6 separate regions of the Mus musculus genome follow, and regions 2, 3, 4, 5 and 6 are each linked to region 1. The links are chromatin loops, found by intact Hi-C in ENCODE. Cell type or tissue: heart. All regions are shown on one strand. Each heading gives the region's core, and the rest is flanking DNA. Links, peaks and the distances in the headings are about the cores only. Region 1 holds the start of Nifk (nucleolar protein interacting with the FHA domain of MKI67). Region 2 holds the start of Clasp1 (CLIP associating protein 1). Region 3 overlaps Clasp1 (CLIP associating protein 1). Region 4 has its middle 130 kb from the start of Tfcp2l1. Region 5 overlaps Clasp1 (CLIP associating protein 1). Region 6 holds the start of 2900060B14Rik (RIKEN cDNA 2900060B14 gene).

The links. Hi-C counts contacts between places; a loop is a spot of excess contacts. Peaks named below come from ENCODE experiments on the same cell type or tissue, not always from the same donor. Only the 100,000 strongest peaks of a DNase experiment are listed, where the experiment ranks them.
Region 2: a loop joins it to region 1, with 3 times the contacts of the local background. A loop is called at or near these places in 17 of 42 quality-filtered maps.
Region 3: a loop joins it to region 1, with 6 times the contacts of the local background. A loop is called at or near these places in 30 of 42 quality-filtered maps.
Region 4: a loop joins it to region 1, with 6 times the contacts of the local background. A loop is called at or near these places in 22 of 42 quality-filtered maps.
Region 5: a loop joins it to region 1, with 5 times the contacts of the local background. A loop is called at or near these places in 15 of 42 quality-filtered maps.
Region 6: it touches region 1 in a loop (6-fold over the local background); 30 of 42 quality-filtered maps call a loop at or near these places.

Annotation. Positions count from the first base shown.
Region 1 is chr1:118,319,445-118,324,710 of GRCm38, reverse strand. It overlaps Nifk (nucleolar protein interacting with the FHA domain of MKI67), which reads right to left and starts at 2,868. Exons shown (of 7, transcript NM_026472.4): 1 at 2,714-2,868; 2 at 986-1,129. The coding sequence starts at 2,818. In heart, for the core only: CTCF peaks have their summits at 2,963 (motif pointing left) and 3,816 (motif pointing right); a DNase peak (open chromatin) is centred at 2,880; H3K4me3 peaks cover 2,302 bases; H3K27ac peaks cover 1,373 bases.
Region 2 is chr1:118,387,161-118,392,426 of GRCm38, reverse strand. It overlaps Clasp1 (CLIP associating protein 1), which reads right to left and starts at 3,369. Exons shown (of 43, transcript NM_001359328.1): 1 at 2,906-3,369. In heart, for the core only: no CTCF peak of the experiment used is centred there; DNase peaks (open chromatin) are centred at 3,106, 3,466 and 4,116; H3K4me3 peaks cover 3,571 bases; H3K27ac peaks cover 2,886 bases.
Region 3 is chr1:118,474,032-118,479,297 of GRCm38, reverse strand. The region is part of intron 8 of Clasp1 (CLIP associating protein 1); the gene reads right to left. Among named protein-coding and RNA genes, the nearest start is that of 2900060B14Rik, 17 kb to the right of the region's middle. In heart, for the core only: a CTCF peak has its summit at 2,198 (motif pointing right); no DNase peak of the experiment used is centred there.
Region 4 is chr1:118,756,797-118,762,062 of GRCm38, reverse strand. No RefSeq gene overlaps it. Among named protein-coding and RNA genes, the nearest start is that of Tfcp2l1, 130 kb to the right of the region's middle. In heart, for the core only: a CTCF peak has its summit at 2,281 (motif pointing right); no DNase peak of the experiment used is centred there.
Region 5 is chr1:118,495,363-118,500,628 of GRCm38, reverse strand. Clasp1 (CLIP associating protein 1) reads right to left here. Exons shown (of 43, transcript NM_001359328.1): 9 at 2,843-2,995; 10 at 908-981. Among named protein-coding and RNA genes, the nearest start is that of 2900060B14Rik, 39 kb to the right of the region's middle. In heart, for the core only: a CTCF peak has its summit at 2,107 (motif pointing right); a DNase peak (open chromatin) is centred at 2,108.
Region 6 is chr1:118,458,548-118,463,813 of GRCm38, reverse strand. Clasp1 (CLIP associating protein 1) reads right to left here. Exons shown (of 43, transcript NM_001359328.1): 3 at 3,935-4,013; 4 at 2,524-2,627; 5 at 1,257-1,348. It overlaps 2900060B14Rik (RIKEN cDNA 2900060B14 gene), which reads left to right and starts at 4,549. Exons shown (of 1, transcript NR_027901.1): 1 at 4,549-5,145. In heart, for the core only: no CTCF peak of the experiment used is centred there; a DNase peak (open chromatin) is centred at 4,263; H3K4me3 peaks cover 960 bases; H3K27ac peaks cover 782 bases.

The DNA.
Region 1 (5,266 bases), core at 530-4,529:
CCCGATTTTCCCGAGGGAAGCCCTGTAAGCAACGTGTGGCTGTGCCCTGTAAGCACATCCAGCCCTCGGCCTGTCGGGTGAGCTCCCAGCTAGAACCTTCTAACAAAGGTGAGCCAACTCCAAGTATGAAGTCTCAGTGCTGTTCCGCAAGGCGCTCCACCACCTTGTCTGTGCACAGGCCGAGGCCGGAGCGCGCACAGTACCTTCTACTCTCTCAAGACAGGACTTTCTCTTGAGCTGGTCGCTTGCTCTTTTGGCTTAACTGGCTGGCAACAAGTTCTACAATCAGTGGCTCCAGCTTCCAATATTGGGGTCACACCTGGCCTTTCACTTGGTGCTTGAAGAAGGGGTGTGTGTGCACGTGTTCCACTTCATGTTTATGGCACAAGCGCTCGGACCTCTGGGCATTTCCCAGGGTGTCTCTGTCATTGGCCTGGAGCTGAGCTCGGCTGGCTGGTTAGCAAGCCTTACGTTCCCAGCACTGAGATCACATGCGCATATGACCGTTCCTGGCTTCTGTAGGTTGACAGTTATAGACTGAGCTATCTCCACAGCCTCATGATTTCCCGCTTTTTATTGAGATAGAAATCCACACTATGAAACCGTGACTGGCCTCAAACTCTGCCTGTCCCTGTCTCCTGAGTGCTGGGACTAAAGGCAGGCCACTACACCAAGCTTACTTTCTTGTGATTCCACTGCAATTTGTAAAATCACTTTACTTATATTTACTTTATTTAGAGACAAGCTCTCTCTATGTAGCTGTGGGTATCTCCGAACTCATGATGTAAACTAGGCTGGCTTTAAACCGATTCACCTGCCTCTGCTTCCTGAGTGCTGGATTTAAGGGGGGTGCCACCATGCCTGGCTTGTGAAAAGTTCCCGAGCAGGAACTTTGTAGGTAACAACGCTGTGCCTATGAATACAAAGGATGACATACAATTGACAAGCAAAATATACATAGTTGAATTCAGGAACAGAATCTTACCCGCTTACTTCTAGACAATCTGAATCTGCTAATGTCGCCAAACTGGGCACAGTAGTTATAGATGTGGCTTTCAGAAAGTGTTGAAGGTAGGTGGCCCAGATAAACTACTCCACGGTTAAGTTTTTCTTTCTTCTTTTGCTGAGGCTAAAACAGATAAACATTTTAAAAATACAAACTCATACTACACCAAAACGTTTGTGCGTATACACATTTTTCTGAGCCGGATCTCACTATGGAGCCTTGGCTGGCCCAAAACTCACTACGTAGACCTGGCTGGCCTCTAACTGCTGAATGCTAAGATTAAAGTCCTATATCACCATGCCCTGCAAAGGTCTTTATTTTTCAACGAAAGTATGTTACCATTCCATAACCTCAGAGTAAATTAATTCTAATGTCTTTTTCTTTTTTTTGAGACAGAGTTTCTTTGGGTAGCCCCAGCTGTCCTGGAGCTAGCTTTGTAGACCAGGCTAGGCTCAAACTCACACAGATCCACCTGCCCCTGCTTCCTGAGTGCTAAGATTAAAGGTGTGTGTCCCCGCCACCCAGCTTCCTAAAGTCCTTTCAGAGGCTAGGTGGAGATCTGCCTGCCTCTGCCTCTCCAACACTAGGATTGAAGGTAAAAGTCACCTTGCCTGGCCTGCAACAAATTTTCAACACCATTCTTTCCCCTTGGTCCAGGAACAAACTCATAACTCTATCAGGGCAGAAACTGAAAAACTCCGTGTTTGGTATCTCTCTTCCCTTAAGCACTTGCTGAGCAAGGCTGAGGCCTGAGTTCAATCACACAGAGCCACAGACTCTGCAAGAGACAGACTCCCACACACGCACGCACCATGATGCACACCAAGGCACACATATGTCCACACCCACCTGTCCCTACAAAACAGTCAGCACAACATGTGTTCAAGAGCTAAATGGACAAGCAAGTAACAGTCTGTCATGTTCAGAGTAACACTGTGAAACCAAGACCTTCAACTCCGAATGCAGTTGGCAGTTTATTACACCGAATCTTAACTGTTTCCGGTTGTTAACCTTCATGGTGCAGACTCTCCTTCTCTATCACCATACTATGACCCCAGAGAACAAGAACTTGTTTCCTGTCAGGTAGGGTACCGGGTGACCTATAGTGTATTCATGAAGTGGATATAGGGGGTTCAAGACCTCGACTGCACAGCAAATGTGAGGTGAGCTTGGGCTACAATAAACCCTATACTGACACTGTAACAAAAGCGACCCTCCCAAAAGACCCCCAGGACAACAACAATAAAAAAAGAAAAGCTGTCGTTCTCTCCAATGCACTCCATGGTGCAAACCAAAGGGACTATAAACTTCCGTTAGGGACATTGCATACAAACTGAACTCGACAGGTTGACAGGTTGAAGCCCTATTCTGAATTCTGACCCTGAGCTGTATTCTGACTCTCGATCCTCCCAGGACGTGGGCTTCGGGACGTCTACTCCGTCTTCTAAGCACTACAAACTAAGGGGACATAACACACCTTCCGAATGCTGCGGTAGACCATGAACCCTCATTTTGCAGGTCAAAGCGGAAGCGTGGCAGCTTTAACACATTCTGAGATCTGGGGGTGCCATGCTCCCACACGTGGTACCCCTCCTCCTTCACCTCACACCGATTCCTGACCTGCCTCGGTCCCCTGATTGGAACCATCGTCTCCCAGCCCGTGAGAGGTTGGCTCCCGAGCCAGCCCGGCCGCCCCGCGCCGCTCACCTTCTTCGTGCGCCCTTGGATCTGCGTCAGAGCCTTCTCAAACTGCGAGTCTTCCTGCGGGTTCAATGCCAGACTCGGCTTCGCGGGGCCTGCTAACCCAGCCATGCTGGAGAACCCGAACAAGTCAATCCACGCGGAGCCTTCGGAAGTGACGTTTCCTTCGCGTCTCGGAAGCGGAAGTAGAGGCGGAAGTGTAGCAAAAGAGCAGGCCCCGGTGTCTAGAATTGAGGCAGCTCGAGCGCCACCTACTGGCCACAAACTAAAAACATTTAAAATCGGATTAAGGCTCCGTTGGTGAAGCGCTTGTTCTCAGTCCTAGGTTTGAAACCCAGTGCCTCATAAAATGTGACTGGAGCCACGCCCCCTGCCCCCATCTGTAATCCCAACACTTGGGAGGTAGAGGCAGGAGGATCAGGAGTTCAGCGCCATTCTCATAAACATAGTTCGAAGACAGCCTGGGCTCCATGGACTCAAAAACAAATTTAAAGTCTCAAACATTAGCCATGCCCGTTGCCTGTTCATGCCAACGTGCAACAGGAAAAGCCTTCCCCTCTGTGGGCTCCTTTTGTAAACTTTGTAAACGCTCAAGCAGGAAAGTGGCCAGGCCCCTGCCTGAGGAGATCCAGTGGCCAACCTCCCCAGTCCCCCCACCCCCGCATGTTTTCCAACGTCCCTAATGGTTTTCTAACCATCCAAAAGTGGGAGAGTGGCCAGACCCTGCCCTACAAGAAAAAAATTCCACCAGTCCCCGAGGTCTCTCAAGTTCAGGACTTGAAATTCCACCAGTCCTCATCATGGAAGTCTCCACAGCATAATCCAACACCTATTTATATTTTTGATATTATACACCTGTGTCTGTGAGTGGGTATGTGTTCAGGAATTCAGATGACCATAGAGAATAATGGTGTCGGATCTCCTGAACTTGGAGTTCAGGCTGTTGAGAGATGTCCAATGTACTGGGAACTGAACTCAAGTCCTCTGGAAGAGCAGAAAATACTTTTAACTGTGAGCTATTTGTCTAGTCCCCATTTATTTTATTTTTATGCGATGAGTGTTTTGCCTGTATATGTACCCTATATGTGCAGTGCCTGCAGTGGCCAGAAGAGGGCATCAGAACACTGGAACTGGAATTAAGGACTGTGAGCTCTTGACCACAGAGCCATCTCTTGAGTTCCCTAGTAAGTTTCTTTAGGTAACACAATAGGAATTTTGAGAAAACAAAAGGAGAAGCTTGTAAGAGTTTCTTATGTTGAAACAGTTGTCTTTTCTCCATTTGTTTATTTACTTATAGATTAATTGATTGACAGGTTGATTGATTTTGTGTGTAGTGTATGCCTGTCAGTGAGTATGGGTGTGTGCACCCTTGTGCTGCATCGCATGTGTCTAGGTCAAAGGACTACTTGCTGTAGTTCTTTCCTTCCACGGTATGGGTTTTGGGGACTCAGGCTTAGTGGCAAGTGCCTTTACTTGTTGAGCCACCTTACTGACCCGGTCTGAAGATTATTTTAAGCAAAATATTTTTGAGACTCAGTGGATAAAAAAAGAAGCCCTTTATCTAAGAGAGCAACTTCTGGGGAGATGGGGCTTCCTTAAGCCCCTTTGGGGAATGTTATGACATAAGGAACACTGGAAGAGGGGCTGGAGGTGCAGGCTCAGCACAGAGCTTACCTGCCTTTTATGAAGCTCTGGCTTCTACTTCCAACTCTGAGTAAACCAACATCTAGGCAGCCAGCGATACATGAGACCCTCCCTGTCCCTACAAAAGGAGGAAGGCAATCAATGGCAAGATGGGTCTGAGGGTAAAGGCTATGGAGGTTAGGCTGAAGGCCTGAACTGGACCATAGAACCCAAATGGTAGAAGGTGAGGACCAACTCCAGCAGGCTGTCCTCTGGGGATGTCCTAGTTTTCTTTCTGTTGCTATGATAAGACAAACCAAAACCAACCTGGGGGAGAAGCAAGATTTTGTTCCTTATAGGTTAAAATCCATCATCGAGAGAAACCAAGGCAAGAACTGAAGTAGAAACCATGCAGGACCACTGCTTATTGGCTTGTTCCCAGGCTCACACTCAACCACTTTTCTTATATAACTCAGGCCATCTGTCAAAGGATGTTGGCATCCACGGTGGACTGAGCTCTCCTACGTCAGCCACCAATCAAGAAAATGCCCCAAAAGACACATCCCCAGGCCAATCTGATGGAGGCAACTCCTTAATTGAAGCTCCCTCTTCCTGAGTGTATCAGTTACCTTCCTGTGGCTGTGATAAAACACCTTGATCAATGGAAATTATGGGGAAAGGAGTTTACTTTGGTATATAGCTCCGGAGGAAGAGTCCATGATAGCAGAGAAGTCATGGCAGCAAATGGTAGCAGGAAGCATGGGCAGGCAGCCAAGAGAGTTGAGAGAGCCCATCTTCTGTAAACACAAAGCTTCTACTTCCCAAGTTCTGGCATGCACAATTCACCCAGCACCTTAGTTACTTTTCTAATAGTGTGGTGACACATCACCAGCAAGGCAACTTATAGAAGGAAGAATCTATTTAGAACTTACATTT
Region 2 (5,266 bases), core at 815-4,814, 67 kb before region 1:
CACATGTCTGCTATGTACGGCACATGTACACCACACACAGAGATGCATATATAAGCAAATAAATGTAAAAAAAAAATTTAAACTTAAAGACTGGGATGTAGCTCATTGACAAAGAACCTATCCAGTACACACAAGACCCCGGGGTCAATTCCTAGCACTGTAAATAAGTAAACAATTAATTAAAGCTTTAAAGATTTAAGACAGCTACTGCTCTGGTTTGCCTTTTGTTGTGACAAATACCATGACCAAAAGCAACTTACAGGGGGGAGGGTAATACTTGGCTTACACTTCCAGGTCACAATCCATTATTGAAGTCAAGGCAAGAGCAAAAGCAGGAACTCCCAGCAGAATCCAAGACAACTGCTGCTTACCGGCTTGCTCTCTGACTCACTCAGCTAGCTTTCTCTTCTTTCTTTATATATATATTCGAAACTTTATTTTAAAAAATAGACCTCACTGTTTTAAAGTTTGAAAAGGCTCTTTGTAAAATCATATCACCCCCCCAAAAAAAGTAATAAACATATACAGAAGTGCAAACTCATTTTAAAACATTGAAATAGTAAAAGCTATATCCATAGGCATTCATTCATCCAACTTTTAAGGGTGGTGCAGTTGATATCAAGGCTGCCTTAATCACCCAAATTTACAACCTCATTTCTCCACTTAGACCAGAAAAAAAAAAAACAGTCCAACAAAGGAACAAGTGTTCCCAACCAACATCAGAGTTAGATCCCCAAAGTCTACACTTGAGATGATGCTGGATCTCCTCTCATCCACTATTTCCCCCACATGAACTTCTACCATCCTCTACTTTCATGGGGAAGTGAAGGGGTGAATCTAGATATTCTTCACACAGAGCATGATATTGGGACATATAACCTCTGACATTTAAAATCACTGGTTCACATGGGATTGAACTTTCAGTGATAAGAGTTTCATGGGAGAAAATGTGTCCCGAATCCGTAAGAGGTAAGAGAGTAATTAAATTCAAAGAAGTCAGGCAGGAAATCTGCTCACAGAGCAGCCTGTCCCTAGCTACAACTCATAAAGCAGGGATAGCATCTTGCCAGGTAAGATGTTCCTCTAATTTTGACATGGAGCCAGAATTCAGAAGCCTACAAACAAATTTTCATTAGCATAAGTTGGCACACAAAACACAAGGAGTCCTCATAGCAAGACAGAGAGTTTCAAGGCTTCAGATAAAAAAAAAAAAAAAAAAAAAAAGCAGAAGAAAACAGAAAACAGACTGCCTCAGCTAGCTTTCTTATACAGGCAGGACTGCCTAGGGAGAGTACTGCCCACAGTGGGCTGAGCACTTCCACCTCAACCGCCAAGAAAGACAAGCTTTTACAGACATGGCCACGGGCCAATCTAATCTGGGAAATTCCCAGGTCACAGCTCCCTCTTCTCAGGTTGAAAGGAGGTTGTATCACATTGACAATAAAAACTAACACAGTTACATGTTGCCCATAATAAACAGTGACTTACAGAAACTGAAATTTTGAGTTTTACTGCTACAAGGGTGCAATTAGTCAACTTTACAAAGATGAATGAACAAACAGCTCATTAAAATTTAAGTCTTTCTTAGCAAGTAAAAAAGATAAACAATACTCAGTTCTCTGGGGCGCTGTGTTATTTTCCCTATCTCTACGTCGCTGCATCAATGTTGCCATTCTCGCTCCTACTCCATGAATAAGAAACCGGACCATTCGGTTTAGGATCCCTCATAACAAGAGTTCTATATATGTCATGAATAACAATAAAATTATCATCTCTAAGGCCAGAATTGATACTAGCCTGTGGCACCTGAATCTGGTACAAGGTAGATGCAAAGGCATCGCTCCTGACCCTTCCACATCACTATCTCCCAAAGGACTGGAGCGTCCAAAGCGCTCATTGCCACATCACAAATTAAAGTATCAGGTTTAAAGAACTCACAGGTTCCACCATTAGGTCAGTGTTTCATGAACGGATCCCGGCACAGAAATCCATCCGGATGCGACACACATGCTTTAAGGCTCCAACTAATTGTTCTTTTAATTTAAGAAATAAACACAGTTATTTTTAAAATCTAGATATATTATGTAATGAGATTGACTTTGGAAAACCCCACACTCATCCAAGCAACTCATAAAATGGAAAGCAAGATTCAATCCGCTCCATTGTATCCAACCAGACCAACGTGCAAGATCACACACTCATCTTCGTCAGAGCGGCTCTGCCAATACCGAAGAACAACAAAGGCAAGTTGGAGAGGCTGCACAGGCTTAACTCAGCGCTTGTCCGCTCTTCCCTGCTTCGCAAAGATCCTATATGAGGGGCCCTCCTGGGACAAGGGGACCTTCCGCACCCCGCTGGGCCCCGGCTGCTCCGCTTTTGTCTGGCCCAGGCTGGGGGCACCGGCCGCCCGGCCTGCCTCCCCGACAACCCCTTCTTCCCTCTGAATCTTTCTCCACACCCATCACTCGCCGATGATTAGTTGTAGTGAGGTTTTCTCTCCTGGAGCCCCTTCCCGCTCAGTGTAATCTCGGTTCCTTTCAAAGAGATCCCGGGGCTGCTTTGGCGTCTCCCAAGCCGGCCAGGGGAGACTCCGGGTCAGGAAGGGGCCCCGGGGTGGGGTCTGAAAGAGACAGTCACACAAAGCCAGGCTTGACCCCACAGTCGCCCCACCTCCCCTCTGCAAAGCAGCCTACAATCAGAACTGAAGCCGGAGGCCGCGCGTCCTGGGTCCTCACCCAGATCCCATCCCAGGGCCGCCCCCTCCCCCAAAAGTGCACCCCAGAGCGGCTGACAGCACTGGACACCGTCCCCACCCGGACCCTGCGCCCGCCGCCGCTCGGAAAAGAAGCAGGGCCCTCCAGTGGACTCCATTCTGAGCATTCTTCGTCTTAAACCCGGTACTTACAGTTCTATTATTCACTACTGTTGCGGCTGCGGACCGGACAGCCACCGCCTTCTCCTCCACCCCAATGAGGTTAAGCGCTTGGTGCGGGGATTAAAAAAAAAAAAAAAAAAAATGAAAAACCAAAATGCGCCTGCGCAGAGAGGTCTCCCTGTGTCCTCTTACCGCCACCGGCCGGGCTGAACCATAGAGACTGTAATCTCAGCCCAGAGAGGTGGCTTCCTCTCTATGGTAACGCCCAGCGCTGGGGCCCGCATGAAGTTTCAGGTCCCGCCGCCTTTGCCTTTGACCCGAATGGCGACCCGTAGCATAAAGGTGCTTTAATAAAAAAAGGTGACCAAGGAGAATTTAAGGAATGTTTAGAGCCTTTAAAGGAGAGGAAGCAAAACTCGAGCAAGACTAGGAGAAGGCTGTGCGATAAAAGAGCTAGAGAGGAGTCAGGAGCGCTTCCAGCCGGAACTTCCTTTGATTGTCGAGGTGTTTGATACTTGAATTAAACAATCTTTCACTTCTGGGTTACGGGTGCCCGCTATTTACCGGGCGACTTCAGTGAAAGAAATTGGCCCCCGCGACTTCCCGTAGCTGACAGCGCGTTGGGCTTGTCCTGAATATGCGTACAAGCGCTGCTACCGGAAGCCCAGGTTTTAAACCGTTCTTCGCGCTTTAGCGAGCCAGGGCGCGAGGTGGAGGCTGCTGAGATTGGTGTGAGAGTGTGCCAGTTTCTTTTCTAAGTTCCTTCACAACAACGTCGCCTCGCGTCCCGCGTGGCCTTCAGGTTATATCTGAGGTTTTTGGGCTATGCAGATTGCAGCGCTACTTTCAAGGAGCCTAAGGACGCCCTGTTTTGTCCTTCTACGCCCGTGTGCTACCCAACAGTTTGGATTTGAGAGCTTTTGTGTTGCAGTTGTACACTGGTGAAAATCACTTTTAAAGTGTCGGATTGGCTTCCTCTGTCAAGACTGGGTGTTTATGGGGACTCTTTTGTGCGGGAATGTGTATGTATTGGGAGATGTGTGATAACGCCGTCAGATCTTCCGGACTTGGAAAGGCAAGCCAAAACAATAAAGCCAATCACAGACCTGTGTGGTGCAGAAAAGGTATAGGATTCACATGCAGGACGGGACTCGTGATTGAATATAGAAAAAGTAACATCTTTAAGATGTAAATGCAAGCAAGTTTACTAACCGTGGGTGGAAAACCCTGAAGCGCGTTCTAGAAAGAAATACCGCCGGGTCAAGGGCCGAGCGGAAGTGGGTGGTATGCTGGGAGAACAATGTGTGGAGAGTAGTCAACTGGAAAGGAAAAGAGAAACCCAAGAAAAGTTTGATAAGTTCAATGGGAAGGAATTTGTGCATATTAACAAAAGAAACGTTGTAGCTGGTTTTTATTGTACAGTTCAGTGCACTTACATTGTTAAGTAGCCACTCTTCTGCTTTCTTTTTGTCATACAAAAAATGCACCTGTTAATTTGTAATTCCTCTTTACCTTTAGCTCTGATTACCACCATTCTGCTTTCTATGGATTAAAATACTGAGAGTATTTTGAAAGTGGAGTCATATAGTCTTGGTCTTTTTATTTTTTTTAAGATTTATTTATTCATTATATGTAAGTACACTGTAGCTGTCTCAGACACACCAAAATAGGGCATCAGGTCTCATTATGGATGGTTGTGAGCCACCATGTGGTTGCTAGGAATTGAACTCAGGACCTCTGGAAGAGCAGTCAGTGCTCTTAACCGCTGAACCATCTCTCCAGCCCAGTCTTGGTGTTTTTATAACTGGTTCATTTCACATAGTCTAATAGACTCCAGAGCTGTCAGTGCATGTTGTAGCATGTGTCCAGAGTGCCCTCTTTAAAGCTGAATAATGTGTCAGTACATGCATTCACCACCCTGGCTACTTTCGTCATTTGCTATTCTACACAATGTTGTGAACATGGATATCGGTCTGTCTTTAGGATTCTACTTTTAGGGACACAGGAGATGACTCAAGATGACTGAATAAAGGCACAAGCTGACAAGCCTGGTTACCTGAATTCTGTTCTCCACAATGGAAGGGGAGAACAAGTTATCTGCTCACTTCCACATGGCCATTATGGCCCATAAGCTCAATAAATACTCAACACAAACATAAATAATGAACAAATGAGTGAATGATTTTTTTAAAAGGTCACGTTTAATAGAAAAGTTGGAAACAAAATGAAGATAGCCACACTTGATTCATATTGTTACTCATACCTTTACTAGAGATGGTTACATAGTAAAAAAGAAAAAGAAAAAAAAAAAGAATGTTTGGTATTGTTTGCAAAGCAGTGGAGGAATAGGACCTCACTTGCTAATCAACTGCTCTAAGAGGGAACTAACCT
Region 3 (5,266 bases), core at 598-4,597, 150 kb before region 1:
ACAGGCTGTGCAAAAGAATTGCTAGTTGTCTTAGTTTGGGTTTCCAGTGCTGTGAGCAGACACCATGACCTAGGCAACTCTTAAAAAGGACAACAATGAATTGGGGCTGGCTTATAGGTTCAGGGGTTCAGTGCATTATCATCATGGCAGGAAGCATGGCAACATCCAGGCAGATGTGGCACTGGAGGAGGTGAGAGTTCTACATCTTGTTCCGATGGCAAACAGGAGAATACTGTTTTCCAGGCAGCTAGGAGGAGGGTCTCAAAGCCCACTCGTAAGTGACACACTTCCTCCAACAAGGCCACAGCTAATAGTGCCATTCCCTGGCCCCAGCATATTCAAAACCGCACTAGTATTTCTGATATATATACCAAGAATGCGGAAATGAGGCCGCTTGGTTGTTGTACAACAGTAATTGGTATAAAGAACAAGGTCTTAGGGTGTACAAGTATGACCCTGTAGGTTACCACTGGGCATCTAAAGCCAATGCAGCAAAGGCGGTTAAACAGAGTCCACCAGCTTCTTTGCAAAACACAAATGAAGCGATCCGGCACTGCATTACACACCTGTCTACTATCCTGTCAAATGACTTCAAAGCATTAGAAACAGAAGCTGGAGTAATAACATAAAATCCTCCATTCTGCATTCTTCCAGAAGTAGAGCCTGATATCTGGTGGCTTTAGCGGAGAAAGACAAACACTGTCATTAGTGTACTGAGTCCACGGTGCTCCCTATAACACTACAGAGGCCCCTGGGTGAAAAGGGAACCTCTCCTTCTCCTCCTAAAACTAGAGACATTAAAGCCCCATATAAATAAAACAGTGCTTTGGGGGAAAAATGTCAATGCATATTCCAATAATTTGAAATAGTTTTTTTATCATAAGTATGAATTTATTTTCACATAGTATTCATTTTATGGTAGAAGTAAGTCAGCCAGCCAGCCAGCCTACAGGTGGTCAGCCAATCATGCTGGGCACCAGCTCCATCTAGGCACAGTGCTAAGGGCCCTAAACATCATTTCACTATTCTGCAAATCTTCCTGGGGTGTTTCGTTCCTCAGATAAGAACAGCAAGCAGGCACTGCCAAGAATTGGCTTGCACCAGGTTGCAAAACTAAAGAATGACAGAAGACATACAGGAAGAGTACCCACTTCAGTTACCGGCTAGCTGCTACTGACACTGGCTATACTTGTGATTGGGGACCATGCACACTCACACCCTGGTCACCTCGGAGCAGCACTCATCACATCCTAACACTGTCCACACGCTGGTACAATTCAGATCAGGAACCTGAATGACACAGGCCACTGGAAAGACACTATTTTACAGTCAGCTGAGGTAAGGCCTCTGTTTATGAGCCAGGCCACTGGGCATGATGGTGCACGCCTTTGATCCCAGCACTTGGGAAACAGAGGCAAGAGGGATCTCTGTGAGTTCAAAGCCAACCTGGTCTATATATCAAGTTCCAAGACAGTGCTACACAATGACAATGGGTGGAGGGGGGATGATTTAGAAATTGAGCATGGATAGATTGTACCTATTGGCTAAACACTAAAACCACTGTTCTGTGCAAGAAGTCAAACAGAAAAGCCAAATGTCCATGAGAGCAAAACCATACACAGACAGAAAGTAGGTTTCCAGGGCTTATGAGTATGTGTGCTAATTGACATGGGTTTTGTTTGTTTTGTTTTTTTTTTGGAAGTAATAAAATATCACAAAACTAAACAGCAGGATGAGTGTATACTTTTTGATATTTAAAAAAAACCAAAATGCATACTTTTAAAAGTATAAATGTGCACCCAGACACAAGTACGGCCTTATAAGCATGTAACCACACACTCAGACATGAAAGTGAAGTTTCAGATAGTGAGTTGAATGTAGTTTTAACATATGATGACATCTAAGAAAATTAAATGCAAAAGCTGTTTGTAATTAAAAAGAAACAAGTAAGAACTACTTCAATTTAATAAGGGTATTTTTAAAGGGTTGATTTTGGTTTTGGTTTTGCTTTTTGGTATGTATGTGTGTAGGCAAGACAGAGAGAGAGAAACAGAGACACAAAGGGGGAGGGAGGGAGAGAGAAGCAGGCTGACAAAGAGAGATAAGGAACATAAAGTGATAAAGTGGTGGAGATAGAGAGATAAGTGGTGGGTTCCCTGCGGTCTCTGTACACTACACTCATGCAGTGCCTTCAAGAGCCAGAAGAGGTCATTAGACTCCCTGGAATTGCAGTCACCAATAGTGTGAGCTGCCACGTGGGTTCAAAGAATGGACTCTGGTTCTTCAGGCAAAGCGGCCAGTGCTCTTCCCCTTAGCCATCGCTCCAGCCTCCAATAAAGCTTTTCTGGTTTTGTTCTGTTAACTCATAATCAACTACTAACACTGTGTCAGTGGTGAAAGAGCCAAGACGGGAGCCAACGCTGTCAACCTTGTTTACACTACTCCACATAGTAAGCCAAGGAGAGGAAGACAAAAGGAAGACAGATGTGAAAGAAGCAAGTGTTCCCATGTGCAGATGGCTTGACTGCCTATGGTGACAATCCCACAGAAGCTACGAAAGCCCTAAAACTAATACGTACATTTACTTCAGTCACTGATGAAAGAGGGGCTTACAGACTTACAATGAGTAGAACACCAAAAACGTGCAGCCCAGGGCAGCTCAGAGAGTTTTCACCCTGAGAGTTACGGAGGCAGAGGTTAGAGGTGGGAGCGTGCTTTACTGCACAGCCCTTGCATGTCTGTACACCAGCTCAGAGTTCAACAACTCTAGCAAGAAGATGACCATGCAGCTTGGTTTTGGAGGGTTGGTAGTCTGATTGTAGACTATTGGTGAGTGCCTGAGCTCTCAAAACTACTGTAAAGGAGTTACTTAGGTTAGGACTCCAAAATGTTTAAAGATTGCCTCCATGGTACTGTTCCCTTTTAAACAGTTTAGTTTTAATAACTTTAAATACATATAAATATATTTATGCTCTGCCCAAGTTGTGCGTGCGTGCGTGTGTGTGTGTGTGTGTGTGTGTGTGTGTGTGTGTGTGTGTGTGTGTCTAGGTTTGGATACAAAGTTTCTTCCCCAAAGCTTGTGTGTTGAACATTTGGTAAGTGAGATGGGGCTTTGAAGAAATGACTATTATTGAAGGCTTTAACTCCATAAATGAATGAATCCGCTGGTAGATCCACAATGTGATGGCATTGTTGGAGGTGGTAGCAATGTCAAACACAGCAAATGTAGTGGAGGCTTCAGGAGAGTTTCAGCTAAGCGGTCCTCATCATTTACCGCTTCTACCATAGATTCCCGAAACAACTGTTCTCATGCTCAAACCTACTCCTAAGCCCACATATATTGCAGACACAGACACGCTGTGCTAATCAGCTTTTTATTGTTCTAAAAAAAAGTGGTTTGTTTGTTTTTAAGACAGGATCTCACTGTACCATAAACTAGACTGGAAACCACGTTGTAGCCCAGGCTGACCTCATATTCACAGCAGTCCTCCTGCCTCAGTCCCTCAAGTGAGAGAATAACAAGAAGTGCTACCTGCAAGAGTTTAAAGGAGGAGTCTTGGTTTAACCCTGGATTCAGAGAGTAATGCACAGCTGGGTGGCTAACCTGACCTGACCTGTGAGCCAAAGAATGCATCATGGCAGGGAGGTCACAGTGAGGTAAGATGGCAGCAAAGAGGCAGAGAGGGGGTCAGGACGAGGCGAGGGACAAGGTGCAGCTTTTCTAGGCACATGCCCCAGTGACCTATTTCCTTCAGTCAGACCCAGTCTACTACTTACTACCACCGCCCAACAATAGCACCAAATTATGAATCTTCGAATGGATCAATTCATTCAAGAAGTTGGAGTTATGAAGATCAAACCATTTCCTCAAAGCCCCACCTCTGAACACCTGCCGACACACTGCCTTACAGGGCACATGCATCACTTCATATCCACACAAGACAAACATACACAATTGGGGGAGGAAATATTTTAGTAAGTTTGGAGACAGTATTTACATACGGGCATGGAGAATTAAATGTTGCCGCCAGGCATCTGGAGCCGCCCAGCTTTGGCACTTCTGATTTTTAAATTATACTTCACATATTCTGTAAAACCCATGGAGGATATTTATATATAGTCTCTTCTAGGTAAGACTCCAATCATGGACTCTGTCTTACAGTAACTATTCTCTTCTGCCACAATTACTGTTTCTTTTGTTGTTGTTTTTAAGATTCATATTTATTTATTTATATGTATGTTTGTATGCCTGAATATCTGTAGATAGGTACATACAGTTATCTGAGGAGACCAGAAGAGCGCATCAGATCTCCTGGAACGGAGACAGGGGCAGTGTGAGCATCAGATGGAGGTGCTCGAACTGACCGCAGGTCCTCTGCCAGCACCTGCACTTACCTCCTGAGCTCCCTCCCTCTCTCCAGCCCCAATGACTATTGCTTCTTACCCTGAACTTTCTTGGTGCTGATCATTTTCCCACTGAAGAAGCAACACAAACTAACCTGAATATACACATGGAAGGAGAAGCTTGTCTTTAGCACTAACTGGATGCCTCTGCCCCAGACACCCCTGTACCCACTGGAGACTACTAGGGCAGGACTCAGATGCCATGGCTTTGGTCCCAGTCCTACTGATGGCAGAATCTTGGAGATGATATAAAAGTATACATACAAGTATAGGGTTTGAGCAACACACATTATACAATTACAGGAAAATGGGCTCTAAGAAAATGTAGGGGTAAGGAGTTCTATTGTCAATAGCTGAATTATGTTGTTACTCATTTTCCTTCACTAATATGGTTTATTTTTATAATTATATGAAAAGGAAATGAGTGAGATGGGGACGCATGCTTATAATCCCAGCATTCAGAAGAGAGGCAGGGGTCAGCAGTTCAAAGTCACTCTGGGCTATGTAGTAAGTACAAGGCCATCCTAAGCTACATCATTAGAACCAAGACAAAACAACACACCTTCAAGGAGAAAATCATTTAGGTCTCCAAGTAGTCTATAAAAACTACATTGTCCAAATACAAGGTCTTTAGGATTATCAATGGAAGGATGGTAAGTACACAGCAGGAGGTGAGTCAAAACCTGGAATCAATTGTCTGCTCTGCCCTGATACATAGAAATCTTCTTTTATAACCTCAAGCTTTTCAAAATGTGAAGGTGGGCTCTATGACCCTTTGTTTGTTTGTTTGTTTGTTTTAGAGACAGGATCTTTCTACATTGCTCCAGCTATCCTGGAATTCACTATGTAGACCAGGCTCGCC
Region 4 (5,266 bases), core at 382-4,381, 440 kb before region 1:
AACCCAATAAAACTCATTAAGGCTCAGGTGTTTTCTTACTCGTCAGGACTGTGGGGAACTCCAAGCCTGTAACGGATGTAACAGTACTGGTCTTCACCAAAAGGTGACTCAGAAGGTGCCTGTTGCTAAGCCTGACAACCTAAGTTCAACACCCAGGACCCACACGGTCGAAGAAAAGAATGGACTGCCAGGGTTATCCTCTGCCCTCCACACTTGTACTTTGGCATGAGCTCTCATACACGCACACACACCTACATACACACACATACACAACTACACATGTACACATGTACACACAAGTAAATAAATGTTAAATTAAAAACAGAAACGCTAGCCTTGGGACCCTGACTCTGCCATTGGTATTAGAAGTGAGACTGGCTTCTCACATGGGCTGTGTTCTCCTTGGACCTTTCTGTCCCTTTATTCCCTTCTAATTTAACCTTAACAACTGATTAAACTCTTTGTGGGTATATTTAAACACTTAATATAAAGTCAGGACTTTCATTTATATATTAGGCATACTAAAATAAAATAAGCCTGATTAGAAATACCCAGACATGTTGGGCATAGTGGCACATGCCCTTAATCCCAGCACTTGGCAGGCAGAGGCCAGCCAATCTCTGAGAATTCAGCGTCAGCTTGGGCTACATAGTGAGTTGCAGGACAGTCAGAGCTACATAGTGAGGGTCTGTCTTGAAAAAGAAGAAGAAAGGGGGGGAAGGAGGAGGAGAATGAGAAAAGAAATATCTAGACCTGTTGCTTAAAATAAAATAGACATTATTGGCAATAGCCACCTTAGGCAAGGTGGCATCTGCCTTCAATCTCAGCACCTGGGGGGCAGAGACAGGTGAAATTCTGTAAGTGGATGCTAGCCTGGCCTACACAATGAGTCCCAACCACAGCTATATAATCCCCAAAAGAAAGGAAGAAAAGGGAGGGAGAGAGAGATAGAGAGACAGCGAGAAGTAGAGAGAGATAGACAGAGAGACAGAGACTACCTGAATGTATATAAGACAGAGGGAAACCAATTTTCGAAAGCCAAATGTAGGAAGAGCCCAAAGCCCAGTGGCAAATGACATCTGAAGCTATTGGCTACCCTGGAAGCATCTGGAGTTATCTGGAACCTATAGTCACTGGCTTTAAGTCCCACAGAAGAGAGAAGTTGGGATCAGTGGAGGCAGTCTAGAAAGAACTTGCTATGGGTGGTGGTTTGGATGAGAAGTTTCTCCCATAGCTTTATGTGTTAGAATACTTGGGCGTCAGCTGGTGGTGCCATTTGGGAAAGTTGCAGAACCTTTAAGAGGCCGGTCACTGGAGGCGGGCTTACAGCCTGCTGTCTACTTTGTGTTTGCAGTTGAAGATGTGATCTCTCAGCTCTGTGCTCCAGCCGCCATCCTGCTGCTTGCTTCAGTGCTTCTCATCACGATGGACCCTCTCCTTCTGGAACCGTGAGTCGATCCCATCCTTTATAAGTGGGTGTGGTCGTGGTGTTTCTTCACAGCACTAGGAAAGTTACTGATAAACTCTGAAAGCAGGAGGAGCGGGGTTCAGTCCCCGGCAACTGCATGAAAAGCTGGGTTTGGGGGTCTTGAGAGCAGTGATTAAAAGCTGGCTGCTCTTGCAAATAACCCAGTTCAGTTCCCAGCATAGGGGTATCAGGCAGCTCACAACTCCAGTTCCAGGAGATCTAGTGCCCTCTCTGGCTTCCACAGAAACATGTATGTATGTGGTATACACATAAGGTCATGAAACTACACACACACACACACACACACACACACACACACAATTAAATAGATATAACTTTTAAAGTGTTTTAAAGGCTTTACTTTTTAAAAAGTCAGATGTGGTGACATGCACATGCAATCTCATTGTCTGATGTGGCAGCCCACCTATCTATCCCACAGCTCAGAAGACGAAGACAAGATCCCCAGAGCAAGCTGGAGAGTTCGATGTGCTGAATTGGCAAACTCTGGGACCGTGAAGGACCCTGCCTCATATGTAAAGTGAAGAACCATCAAGGAAGATATCTAACCTCAACCTCTGCTTGCTACTGACACAGGCTGACAAGTACCTGCAAACACACGTACACAAGCAAACGTGGAACACAGACACACATACACACACACACATCATACACTCATAGAGAGATGCATAAGAAATCCACATCAACCGTAACACCACCATGTGTGTTGTCTTAACAGATGCTCTTGGTACTGTGTAGGAGAAGCAACTGTGGAAATTCCTACAGCTTTCCTTTTGTCCTCTTACACATAGAACTTGTCTTGCCAGCAGGTGGCAGTAGATGGCCAGAAATGAGGTAGGTGCAAGGAGATTTCAGTTTTGAGAGGTGAGTCTCCCAGGGTAACTGTTCACTTGGATCTCTGCAGCAGCCTGACGGTTTGATACTCTCGACTTTGTTACTCTTGTAACAAAGTAACAATATGCCGTTGGTGGGCACAGAGGCATCATCAGGGTTTGTCCTGTCTGACCTAGGAGTAGGGTTGATCACAAAATGAGACCTTAGGAGCAGATGTTTCCTGCTCATCTCTGTGGTTCCAGATCATCACTGGGAAAGGGAGGGTGCCTCGTGGGGCAGATGGCTTCCATGTGTTCACCACCTGGAAACAGGGGAAGCAGCTGTAGTATTAATGAGGTCTGGGGGTGGGGTGATGGACTCCCGAGGGAGTCAGCTTGGGGCTGGGTGGTGCAAACCTGTAGCCCTCAGCCTTCAGATCCATCCAATGAGATTTTAATGTTGTCAGTATTATTAATTACTATTGTGTACATGATGTGTGTGTGAGGAGGGTGGGGGTTGTATGCCGTGGTAGTAGGTGGGTATGCACATGTGTACAGACAGATCAGAGGACAGCTTGTGTAGCTTGCTCTCCCAAATCACTTTTACAGGCTGAGACATCTCTCTGGCGCTCTATCCAATATTTCTAAATTCCCTGAAAATTATACAGATTTATAATAGATTGCATTATGACATTCTCATACAAATATGGACTGAATTTCACATCAATTAAGAAAATCAAGAGACACGCCCCCCTCCCCAACGCTCCCACAGGCCAACCAGATCTACACAATCTCTCGCTGATATGTTCTTCCCAGGGGGACTCTAGGTTGTGCCAACTAAACTAAACCACCATACAGACAAACTTGTGGGCATTCCACAGAGAATATCCAGACCAGGTAAGAGGCAGGAGAATACTCTGCATGTCAGTGGTACTGTCAGGTGGACTGATGCGCCTGGTCAGGTGTACAGGAGGAAGTCAGCTTAGCATCATCTCCTTCTGCTTCCCGACGCTGGCTGCAGTGTGACCAGCCACTTCCTTTCCATGGCCGACTGCATCTGTGTACTGGGAGCCAGAAGAAACCTTTTATCCTTTAAGTTGCCTTTGTCAGGTTCCTGTCACAGAAACCAGTTCAGTGACCTTCAGGACCAACTTCCTGTTGCCACCCTCCCACCAGGAACTAGAGAACACTGGGACCTCATGCAACGTCTCCCAGAACCCCTGGCTCATGAGCAGCTGTGGACACTTCTGAAAGTTCCTATTCCCATTACAGGGGCTGGCTGGGAGTCTTTCTGGAAAGCTCCTGGAGAATCTTGATGTTGAGTAGATGTTCGGGTAAGCGCTCTCTGGGGAGAAGACAAAGGGAGAAAGGGATTCTCAGCCCAGGGAGACTGACATCCACACTATAAAACAGGGCGAGGAGAGAAGTCTCGGTGAGCCCAGAAGGCAAGAGGATTCACTGGCTGTATGTTGGCAGTCATTCTCCTGCTTCAGTCCTTGGTTCTTTTGGCTGTCACCTGCCACACTTCTCTATTACATCATCTCCTAGTCTGAGAGGAGACCCAGCAAGCCTTGCTCCAAGGACTCTGTGAATCACTGTGGTCAGCTCGATTGCCTGGGGCCTTTTGTTCCTCTCCTAAAGTTGATGCTTAGAGTCAGCAGAGCCACGGCCACTTCTCCATGTCCTAATAATCCTCAGACCTGTGACTTTACAGTAAAGTAATAATAGCTGCTGTCTCCAATCTGACATCATGGCAAAAGGACATTGGTAACAATGACAACATCACATGCAAAAACCATACAGTTGACTTAAAGACAAACAGCCAAGAGACAACTCAGTAGTGAGCCCTGTGAACTCTTGCCACAGTCTGAGTACAGCTCTCAGACTCAACAGAGACACTTCCTTGTATAGTAGATGATAGTTAACAGGCACCCACACTGGTTAAAGTGCAGAGACTAAGTGTTAGCGGAGTGCTCTACCACAAACAGGACTTCTCTGTCACAGCTCTATCCCCCAAGTTTCAGGGACCATCACTAAAGAAGGGACAGAAAGATTATTACATAGAGCCATTCCAGTAGGAATGGGGTGAAGTAGTGTCTTCTGGACACGACAGGACCACTACACTTAAGAACTCCCAGCAGCTGTGGCTACCTGTGTAAGACCTACCTAAGACCAAGCCAGTCAGCATTCCATCATGGACAGGGAGGGGCTCGGGAGCCCCAGGCCTTAGCTGAGGAGCAATTGACAGTTGATGGCTTTGAGAAGATAAAGACAGTTTGCTTTAAAGGTGTGGCCCCTGGAATGTTGACCATGCTCCAGTGAATTAGTCCACGGGGAGCACAAATTCAAGGAGGAAGAGGAAGAAGAGGAGGAGGAGGAGGAGGAGGAGGAGGAGGAGGAGGAGGAGGAGGAGTGATGGCTCAAAGCTGGAGGGGATGAGGGGGTGGATCTGGGAGGAGTTAGCTGAAGAAGGATGAATATGATCAAAATAAATTGTATGCATGTATGAAACCCTCAATAACAAAATATTACATTTTAGAAAACAAAAACCCTGTGATCTGAGTATAGAGTTCCCGTGGTAGAGTGCTGCCTAGCATGTATGTGGCCCTAGGTTCAATCCCAGCATTGTTTAAACCAAGTGTGATGCTGCACACCTGCAGTCCTAGTACACAGCAGGTGGGGGCAGGAGGGTTTCAAGGTCATCATCAAGTACACAGCAAGTTCAAGGTTAGCCTGGGCTCCGTGGGAACATACACACATATGCATCTTGTCGGAAAAGGAAGAGTTTGGCCAGGGACCCTAAACCAGGTGGATCAACTGCTCGTGGACAGGTTTGAGGGAAGGGACAAACCTGTCCCTTGCTTAGCTTGCATAAACGCGTGCACATCTCATCTCCTGATGCTGAGACCTGCCCTCTGAGCTCAGAGGTAGGACTGCTCTGTGGTCCCTGTTGGGCCTCAGATGGCAG
Region 5 (5,266 bases), core at 526-4,525, 180 kb before region 1:
AGTTTTCTAAGAAAAAAATTCTTAAATGTGCATCTTCATCTTCTGTTCTAGTCCATCACCACTGCCTCTTTTGTAACCTGACAAACTTACTCTACGTAACATCTTTCCTACTCTTCCACAGACATCAAAGGGGACCAAGACTTCGGTTCCTGTTGTAATTTACAGGGCCCTCACATTTTCTAATCTGTACCTTAGATCCTGTATAGTCTTGAGAGTTTCAGTTTCCACAATGAGAGGTAAAGATTCTGCATGCAATGATGTAAAGATGTCTGGACAGGAGTCCCCAAAAGTCCACTGTGTGAAAAGGACAGGAGCCTGGGTGGTGCAACTAACAGGTCACTGCAGAGATAATTCTAGAAGGCTTGTTATGAAAGCCTGAGCTGACCCACCCTGTTCTCTCTCTGCTGGTCTGACAGGAGTTGCCGGCTGTTCCAGGGCCGTTTTTCCAGCACCGTGAAGTAACATGGAAAAGGCGTGGTTCCCAGGCTTGCTCCATATACACTGTATTCTGGGCTTCCAAAGTTATGAGCTAAATGAATCTTTTCACTTTATAGAGTTAGCTGCCACAGGCATTTCACCGCTGTAACATAAAGCTGTCTTGTATAGATATATGTGAAAAAGAAAGACTGAAGACTATTTCTCTCTTGATTTTAAAAAAATTTACTTTTTAAATCTATTTTTCCTCCTGTGTGCCTCCGTGTGTGTTATATGTGTGTGGCACATTTGTAGGTACCTGAAGGTGCTGGAAGAGAGCGTGATTACACCCGGCAGCTGGGGTTACAGACAGTTGTGAGCATCTCAATATGAATGTTAAGAATCAAATTCAGTCCTCTTGAAGGCTTTAAACCACTAAGCCATTTATCGAAGCACTACGCTGATTTTAACAGCAGCACAGACCCACACTCACCTGCACTACAGGTACATCATCAAAGGCTTTAATAAAATCCTCTTCATCCACAGCACCAGCGCCTTCTTTTGCAGCTGTTAAAAAAAAAAAAAAAAAGCTTTTAAAACAAAGATAATGTGAACTGAACACTGTATACAACATCTACTACAGAATTATGAATATACAAAACTGAAATTGTATTTTGGATCACTTAAAACTTAATAAAACAAAAAATAGGTTTAAATATACCCCCAGTAGCAGGAAATGTGCTCACATGACAGCAGCAAAGGCACATGGGCAGTCACGGGCTATGGTGTGCAATCAGCCCTCCTTTTGCTTTGGCATATGATTAGAGCACTGTGAGCCTATAAACTCACAGCATCTAAAAAGCATCTACAGCAATCAGGACTATGGTGTTAAAGAAGAAAGGATCAGGACAGGCCTGAAGACTGGCCCAGAGGAGACTCCTGGAAGGGCTCGGGGTAAGGGCTGGGCAGCAAAGCAGTCATGGGATTGTGCAGGAACTGCCTTCCCTCCCTGTTTATGGAATTGCCATCACTCGAGGGAAGACTGAGAAAAGACAAATACATTACAGGGATATCGGTGGGGCAGGTGAGATACCTCAGCCTGACGATCTGAATTTGCTCCCTGAGACGCACATCATGGAAACAAAGAACTGCCTCCCCAAGTTGTCCTCTGACTTCCATAAGCAGGTCAGGTATACATGTGTGCATATGCAAGACACACATACACACACACACTGTCTTGATACATGCTACAATGGAGGTGAATGAAACACTGAAAATATTCCCCTTGAAAAGCTGAAGAAATGGCTCAGAGGTTAAAAGAACTTGCTGCTCTTACAGAGAACTCAGACTGGCTTACAGTCATCTACAACTCCAGTTCCAGGGACTTGTGCTGCAGGAACCAGATATACACATAGTCAGTCACACACACACACACACACACACACACACACAGGCAAACATTCATTTACATAAAATAAAAGTAAATAAACCTTTAAAAATAGTGAAGCTTGTGTTAAGTAAACAAACTCAACAACAAAAAATTAACAGCACTCGAAAATATTCGGAAGAATGACAAACATAAGCATAGTGACACAGGCCTTCCTGTGGCCCACAGGGCTCAGTGCAGACTGGCAGGGCTGGAGAGGGCAGTGGCTCCTTGTGAATCTAGTCAAGACACTGTAATTCCAGGACAGACCACCAGGGAGCAGCACTCCTAAGGCCTTCTGTCACCCAGAAGTGACTACCCAGAGGCAGAGCACTGTCACCACTGTGGGATTCTACCCACCTCCCTATCCTCAACCCCGAGGCACAACATCACCAGTGAGCGCGGTTTTAAAGCAAGTGGGTACATGATGTTTTAGAGGGAAAGAGTAAGAAACTGGAGTGTAAACTTAAATGTGACAGCAAAAGGCATGGTCAGAGGTATAGATAGCCAGTCAATCTGTCTAAGACGAGGAGTGACTGGGAGAAGGTCTCTAAGGACTGACTGTCATCACCAGGCTTGTGCATTGAGTGCCTTTACCTGCTGAGCCATCTCACTTGGTCTTCTTGTGTTTATTTACCCAACACTCACACTGATCTTCACAAGGAAAAATGCTACCGGTGTGAACAAATCTTATCTTCAAGATTCCAATCTGGCTCTGGTCTTAACCGATGTGGTAAAAAGCCCAGTGGTGGCCAAGGCAAGGCTGGATCCAGATGACCAGACAGGGTTTGATTCACCGTGGGGCTGTGCTTTCCTCTGCCTGTACTGACTGAGTGATGCCGGGGAGTACCGGGCATCTTAAGCCAGGATTGCCAGCTCATCAGCATCAACAGAAAAGTGGCAGGCCAATCCAAGACTGCAAGCGAGAGTGCACACACGGGGACACAGTAGGCGAGTACTCTTGATGATGACCCCAGAACACCATATAGGATGTGCTCTTACCTGAAGACTTAGATCCAAGACTGGATGACATGAGCCTACGGGTGGTCCCCAGGTTAACATTCCTCCGGGAACTTGATGGGGCCTTGGATGATGAGGAGCTGGCAGAAGAAGGCCTGTTGCCATCCACAGAATCTTCATCATCAAAATTTTTTTCTGAAAAGGAAGCACAGAAGCCACGGTTTGAAAGCGGTAAGTTTTTACCTATACAGAACAACCATCAGTCTTGAAAATACTTACATCTGGAAGTAAGGTCCTGGCCAAGCTTACAATGCAGTTACTAAGACTGTTCTTACCTTAGATAATCGGAATGCTCTCCCACTGTGTGTGTGTGTGTGTGTGTGTGTGTATGTGTGTGTGTATGTGTGTGTGTGTGTGAGTGTGTGTGAGTGTGTGTGTGTGTGTGAGTGTGTGTGAGTGTGTGTGTGTGAGTGTGTGTGAGTGTGTGTGTGTGTGTGTGAGTGTGTGTGTGTGTGTGTGTATGTGTGTGTGAGTGTGTGTGAGTGTGTGTGTGTGAGTGTGTGTGAGTGTGTGTGTGTGTGTGTGTGTGTGTGTGTGTGTGTGTGAGAGAGAGAGAGAGAGAGAGAGAGAATATGAATATGTAAGTACACATAAGGACATCTCAGGTATCTGTCCTCACCCCCCACCTTGTTTGATAGGGGTGTTCTATGGCTGGTCCGTGAACTTCAGGGACCTTTCCTGTTTCTGGCCCCCACCTCCATACAGGAGTGCTGGGATCACAGATGCCCATGTTGTCAGTCCAGATTTCATGTGAGTTCTGGACTCTGAAATCAAGTCATCACACTTGTACCACTAGGTCTTTTTTTTTTTTTAACTTACTGAGTCTCCTTAGCCCCATTTTTTTCAGTCTCCTCCCCAAACAGGGCCTTGCTCTACAGCCCTGGCTGGCCTCAAACTCGTGATCCTGAGAGCTAGGATCACCATGTGTCCCTCTGTACATGGTGCAATGCTAGGATCACCATGTGTCCCTCTGTACAAAGTGCAATGCACTTTACAAAAAAATACCTGAACAATGCAACTTCTTGAAATATTTCAACTTTTCCCATTGTGGTAGAGTATTTTTCATAAAGCTACTTATAATAGTTGTAAGGTACTTTGTGAGTGGAAATTCCCCACTGAGACACCCACTGTCAGGTAGTTTAGCTGTGCAATATCTCACTATCAGAAACAGGGTTGTAAACTGGCCAGATGGCTTGGTGGGTAGAGCCGCTCACCTCCAAGCCTAACGACCTGAGATGGATCCCCCAGAACCCATATCACAAACAGAGAGAACTAACCCCCACTAATTCACAGAAGCACCTTGGCACCCCTACATGTGAGCATGTATGCACACATACACACAAAATAATAAGTAAACAAACAAACAAATAAATGCAAAAAAAAATTAAAAGAAATAGGACTGCAACAAACACCTTCCAATAACTAGTTTGCCAATTTTAAGTTAAGTAATGCCAACAAGCAACATTACTGGGTCAATCAGCATGAAAATGCTTACTAAAGTACTAAGTTTATCTTCTGAAAAGCCATATAAATGTCTACTTTCCTGGAGATTCAAGTGCCTATCTTGCTCCACACCTCTGCTGACACTGAATTAAATTATCACTTACAAACATGTCAATTAGACAGACTGGCAAAAAGTATGTTTTCTAGGCTTCATCTCCTTTAATGAAGCTGATTTTTTTTTTAAATTTATACTATGCATGTTTAAACTTTCAAGCCAGCAAGGCTCAATATCTTCTCTGTTGCATTCAAAATTTAAAAGAAAAAAAAAACCCATTATCTATGGTTTTTAAAATTCAACCTACTTATCAACAGTTTAAATTTATGTGATTGTTGTTATTTTTGTGTGTGTGTGACTGTGCATGTGTCATGGTGCATATGTGGTCAGAGGACAGCTTTGGAAATAGTTCTCTGTTCCACTGTGGACTGGGGATGAACTCGGGGTGCTAGGCTTGTGCAGAAAGCATTTTACCACTGAGCAATCCTCCAACTCTACTGTAAACATTTTAATGATGCAAAATTAAAGCTTATGTATCAAAATTCCAGGGACTCATGTAGCAAGTGTGAGTCATTTAGGATGCTAAAATCACCTTGGAGTAAATAAAAATAAAAAGGAAATCTAACATCAGGTAGCAGTGATTTCCAAAAAGCATAAAATATACTTGGACCAGATGTCATCTAAAAAGTTCAAGTGTAAGAACTACACAATCAAACGACAAAAGCTGCAGGGACTGGAGAAACTGCTTAGCGGGGAGGAGGGCTTGCAGCACCCACAGCTGGTTGCTCACAGCAGTCGGTAACTATAGCTCCAGGGCATCTGATGCCAGCAGACTGGAGAACTTAAACACATAACAGCAAAAGAAAAAAAGAAGGGAGGGAAGGAGGGAAGGAGGGAGGGAGAGAGGG
Region 6 (5,266 bases), core at 565-4,564, 140 kb before region 1:
GGGGTCGGGGTTGGAGGGATGACTCAGTGGTTGAGAGCATTTGATCCAGCTCAGTGCCCAGCACCCACATGGCAGCTCCCAGCCACCTGTGCTCCACTTCCAGAGGATCTAATGCCCTCTTCAGGCCTCCAAGGAACCAAGCACACACGAGGCACACAGATGTACATGCAGGCAAAACTCCCAAATGTAATAAACAAACAAACAAAAAATAGTGGCCTTAAAAAATACCCTACTATTGTACTCCTACTCAAGAGGACTGAAAATTTATACTTCTGCATTGACTTGTATACATGTCCATAGCAATTGTACTCCTAGGAGGCCCAAACTTGAAGTCACCCATATTGTCTTCAATGGATAAATGGCTAGATAAACTGGGCTACATCTATAGTAAATATTCTATACTGTATAGTCAATCTATATACTAAACTGAAGATTCTAAACGGAAGGATTCTACTCAGCATTGAAACATGAGTTTCATACAGTGGCATACAGTGCTGCCTCTAGGGAATTTAACTATGTGGAAATCTAAATGGCAACCCTGAAAAGATCACAGGGTTGATTCCACTTGAGAAGCCACAAAAGCATGGAGACAGAGACCAAACTGGTGGTTGCCACAGACTATAAAGTGTACATACAAAAGGGTAGTGGGCAGGAATCTTTCTGTCTCTGCCTCTCTCTGTCTCTCTATCTCTGTCTCTCTCTCTCTCTCTCTCTCTCACACACACACACACACACACACACACACACACACACACACACACACAGACTCTGTGTACAGCTGTGGCAATGTGGGCAAGCTCTGTAGACAACAATAGCAATTTCTACAGGGTACAGAGTCTTACCACTGCCCAGGTGGAGGGAGAGGAACTATGTCCCAGTTCATGTCTTACAACTACCTGTAGATTTAATTACTTCAGGATAAAAGGGGGGGGGGGTGTTTTGTTTTATTTTGTTTTTAGCTTTAGCCAAGGGGCTAGAAATGTGATTCAAATTTTAGAGTGCTTCCCCAGACACATGGTGGCCTATGCCAGTAATCTCAGCTGTTAAGGGGTGGAGGCAGGAGGATCAGGAGTTCAGGAAGTACTCGGTTATAAAAGGAGTCTAAGATAGAAGTGCTACATGAGACCCTACCTTTTATGTAAGGAAGGAAAGAAAGAAGGAAGGGGAGAAGAGAGGGAGGGAAAGAGAAGGAAGGGAGGGAGTTAGGGGCGGGCAAGCTCTAGTTAAGCAGAGTTACAGGTGTACCCCAGACTTACGCATTGAGTGTTGCAATAAGGCAGAGGCAGATGCCCTCTCTTGTGCGGAAGTTCTTGTGTTTGAAGCCTCCGAGCATTCTGTCCCACACATACTGTAGGCGACAAGGGACAGGTGAGAGGGAAAGGATTCTGCAACTCTTCACAGTAAGACAGGAGTCATCAAAACAAGAGCTCTTGGCAGGAACCAAACTGGTCCCATACCCACCCACCCCCAGGCTCCTCTCATAATCACATTGACATTAGACAAGGTACAACTTTATTAAACACACCCAGTTAAAGTGTGAAAAGCATATGTACTTATGTAACATCACTGGGTTCTCCCAACTGCCCTAAAGAGGTATAACCGCCCCATTTTATGACTGAGAATAGTTCAGCCCAAAGCATAGTGGGTACACACACTGCTTTCTGTCTCCTCACTGAGGCTCACTCCAGGACTTGTTTTATCTCCCTGGGGAAACTGCTGTTGGCTGCCCCAGCTGCAACCCCTAACAATGGTCAGTGTGACCCTAAAAGACAGGGCTGGATCCATCCATTCTAGCAAGCCCAGCTAACTATCATATAGGAAGCACAGCCCTAGCCAGGCCTACTGGCTCCTCCGATACCACTAGCTGCCTCTTTCCAGAAAAATGGAGAGCCAGTCATGTAAATAAGCTAAAGGGCCTAATAGAGTAATCAAACAGTCAACACTCCAACTCACTAATTTATTCAAATGAAACAGTCTATTAGTTATGTATTTAGATCTCTCATATGAGGAAGGGCTGTGGGACATAAGAATGGTCATCTCTGTACTAGCTGGTTTTATGTCAAGTTGACACAAGCTAGAGTCATTAGAGAGGAAGGAGCCTCAATGAGGGAACATCTTCATGAAATCCAGTTCTAAGGCATTTTCTCAATTAGAGATCAATGGGGGAGGACCCCGGCATATTGAGGGTGGTGCCATCCTTGGGCTGGTAGTCCTGGGTTCTATAAGAAAGCAAGCCATGGGAAGCAAGGCAGTATGAAGTACCCCTCCATTCCCTCCGCATCAGCTCCTGCCTCCAGGGTTCCTGCCCTGCTTGAGTTCCTGTCCTGACTTCCTTCAATGATGAACAGTGCTGTGGAAGCATAAACTACTGAACAAAGCCTTTCCTCCCCAACTAGCCTTCTGCTCGGTGTTTGTTGAAGCAATAGAGACTAAAACAACCTCTAACCCATTAGCTTAAGAGAAACTAAGCCCAGAGAGTCGCACACACGGTTTGTGAAGACAGTCCCACTTCGCTTGGCCTACCTGGGGATTAGCAGCTTGATCCATGATCTTTAGCAGCAGGGTTTGGTCTTGCTCCCTCACGGAGTCTTTAGCATCTCCCAGTCTGTCTATTAGACTTGGCAACACTGGAAACCAAAATGGAAATGGAGTAAATGAGAATACATCTTGAGATCTGAGGTCACCCGCCGCTCATCTGCAGTTTGCTGGCCTAAGGTAGCTATTCCAAAGCTAGGGATGGGTGAGGACTGTGTCTATAATCTCTGCACTCGGGTCGTGGAGGAAGGAGAATCAGGAGTTCAAGGTCATCCTTTGCAGGCAATGTTGAAGACCAGCCAGTGGCACCCAGTGTGGGAGGGAGAGAGGGACCTTACGGTAGGAGGGCTCCCACAGCCCCAAAGTCCCCTGCAGCTGGGAGAGTGAGCCATTCTCATCAGGGGGTATGCATAAGGACTCACCTTATAAACATCCCTCAGCTACGCTTCTGCATGCAACCCTAGTGAGACTCGGTAGGTCATGGGAGGGGAAAGACAGGAATGTAGAAGGAGCTAAGTGGAGAAAGAAGGTATCAAGCAGGAGTGAGAGGGAAATAGAGGCAACTGTAAGAGTGGAGGTGTGGTTGAAATACACTGTAGGGAATGCCATGCTTGAAATGACATATGCAATGGAAACATTAAGCAACAGACCAGCATGCTTCAGTGGCATTGGGTACATTTTACTTATAGCATACAAAAGACACACAGCACACCCACACACTGAAGCATGGGCCAGCCCACCCATGTCTATTCCAACCCCGTTAGGCCTCTGGTGAGAATCCATGAGTCCTGAGCTAATGTAGGGGGGAAATGGAAAATGGTTCAAACATCAGATTCCTAACAGTAAGTTTCAGGATCCCACCATCCTTCTCAGTGAGCGCACTGACTGCAAAGCTACAGAAAAAGAAAAGGACAGACAGACACTGGTAATGAACACTAGTGGAGAATTCCAGCTGACACTGTGGCTCAGTGGTTATTGCTTGCTGGCATACAGAGGACATAGATTCTATTCACCCACTGCGCACACAAAAGGGAATCAAGAAAAGAGAATAGAGAAATTTGCTACTGAAACAGTTGTATAAACAGAATTGCTTAGTGTTTACATCGCCACCATGAAACACACTGATTTAGAGACATCTAAACGGTGGAAAAATCCAACTGGCTCCTTTTTTGTAGGACTTTTCAAAGAAAACTGAGTCTCCGAGGAGGTTGAGAGGACAATGCGTACTGGCTGGCATCAAGCTGATGTCTAAACTGGCATAAAAATCCTCAATTGGCAATATTATAATAATTCGGGTTTAGAGGGGAAGGTACCAGTTTAGGGGCGGTGAGGCCACGATGTGGGGTGAGTCCAGGGTGGGACGGAAGGATGAGAGCCTGCTATGCTAGCTAAGGCTCACCTGTGCCGATTTGCGCCTTGAACCGGTCCTGCAGCCTAGTCACCAGTGCCGACAGGATGTCCATGCCCAAGAGAACCACCTGCAACGCAAAGAAGCACAGCGTCAGCGGTGCAGTGGGATGGCGCTGACATAGCTGGTCCCCGCGGGCGCCCAGCGACTGGGAAGACTGAGCTGGCTGGTCAGGAAAGGGTACTCGGCACGGAAAAACCCGCTACCGTTTGGAAGAAAAACTCGCCGAAGCGGAACTCCACTGAAGCAGCACGACCTAGAGGAGCCTACTGCGGCCCCGCCCTCTCCTTGAGTTGCGTATGCAAATTTACCAGGTCGCACCCTCCCCCCAAATTGCTAACTCTAAGCCTCCCTCCGGCCCCGCCCAGAAAGGCGTGTATGCAAATTTTCAGACTTGTGACGCGCGGCCTTCTGGGTAAAGACAAGCAGGCTTCAGAAAGCCCCTTGGGAGTTTCAGAAAAACAGAAAGGGTATTCGACGTGGGAAGCAGCAGTCGAAGAAAATACTGTACACCGGGCAGGTTGGGGTAGGCCTCCTGCGGTGGTCACCGCAACCAAACCCGGACTTAGAGCTTTCTGGCTGCCGGGCGCGCGTGGTTGCAAGCAACCATCCTTTTCTTGGGGTTGCGCTACTGTCCAATGAACGCGTAGTGAGGGCAGTACTGCTAACGCCTGACAACACACCTGCATCGGTTAGAGCTCTGCTTTACCTTGGTGCAATTTTTGGAAAAAACCACAAAACCTCTCTTCCTTACCTAAACATTTAAAGATTAAAGTAGCCGCGTGTGTACTGTTGCCCTCCTCGCAGTTCCTTTATTGTATGCTAGAGGGCAGCCGGACAGTAATTACTGGAGACCAGCTTTCTCACCGCTGCCCTAAGACTGTGATACACTAAGAAGCGCTCCCTTTGGAAAATGTTGTAATACAGATAAAGGGTTCCGTATTTGGGTTTTCATCCAGCTTACAAGTAAATCTATATACTAATTCAAACACCAAGCCAGCACTGGGAGGAATTAGATACTTGAAAGTGTATAATTCTTTTGAGGCGCAGAGTCTATGTAGCCCTTAGCATGTAGCCCCTGCTGGCCTCAAACTTGTAGCTCCCGACTGCTAAAATTAAAGGCATGTACCACTTCCCGGGGCCCTTTTTTCTCCCAACTTTTAAAATAGTTCTATTTATGAGCATTTTCTTTAAAACAAAGCAAAAAAAAAAAAAAAAAAAAAACCAAAAAAACAAAAACAAACAAAGGTCTTACTTTTGAGCCACAGGATTTAAGTTTCCTTAGTTTGGCTTCCTTCCAAAGAGCACAGTAGGAATGGGAGG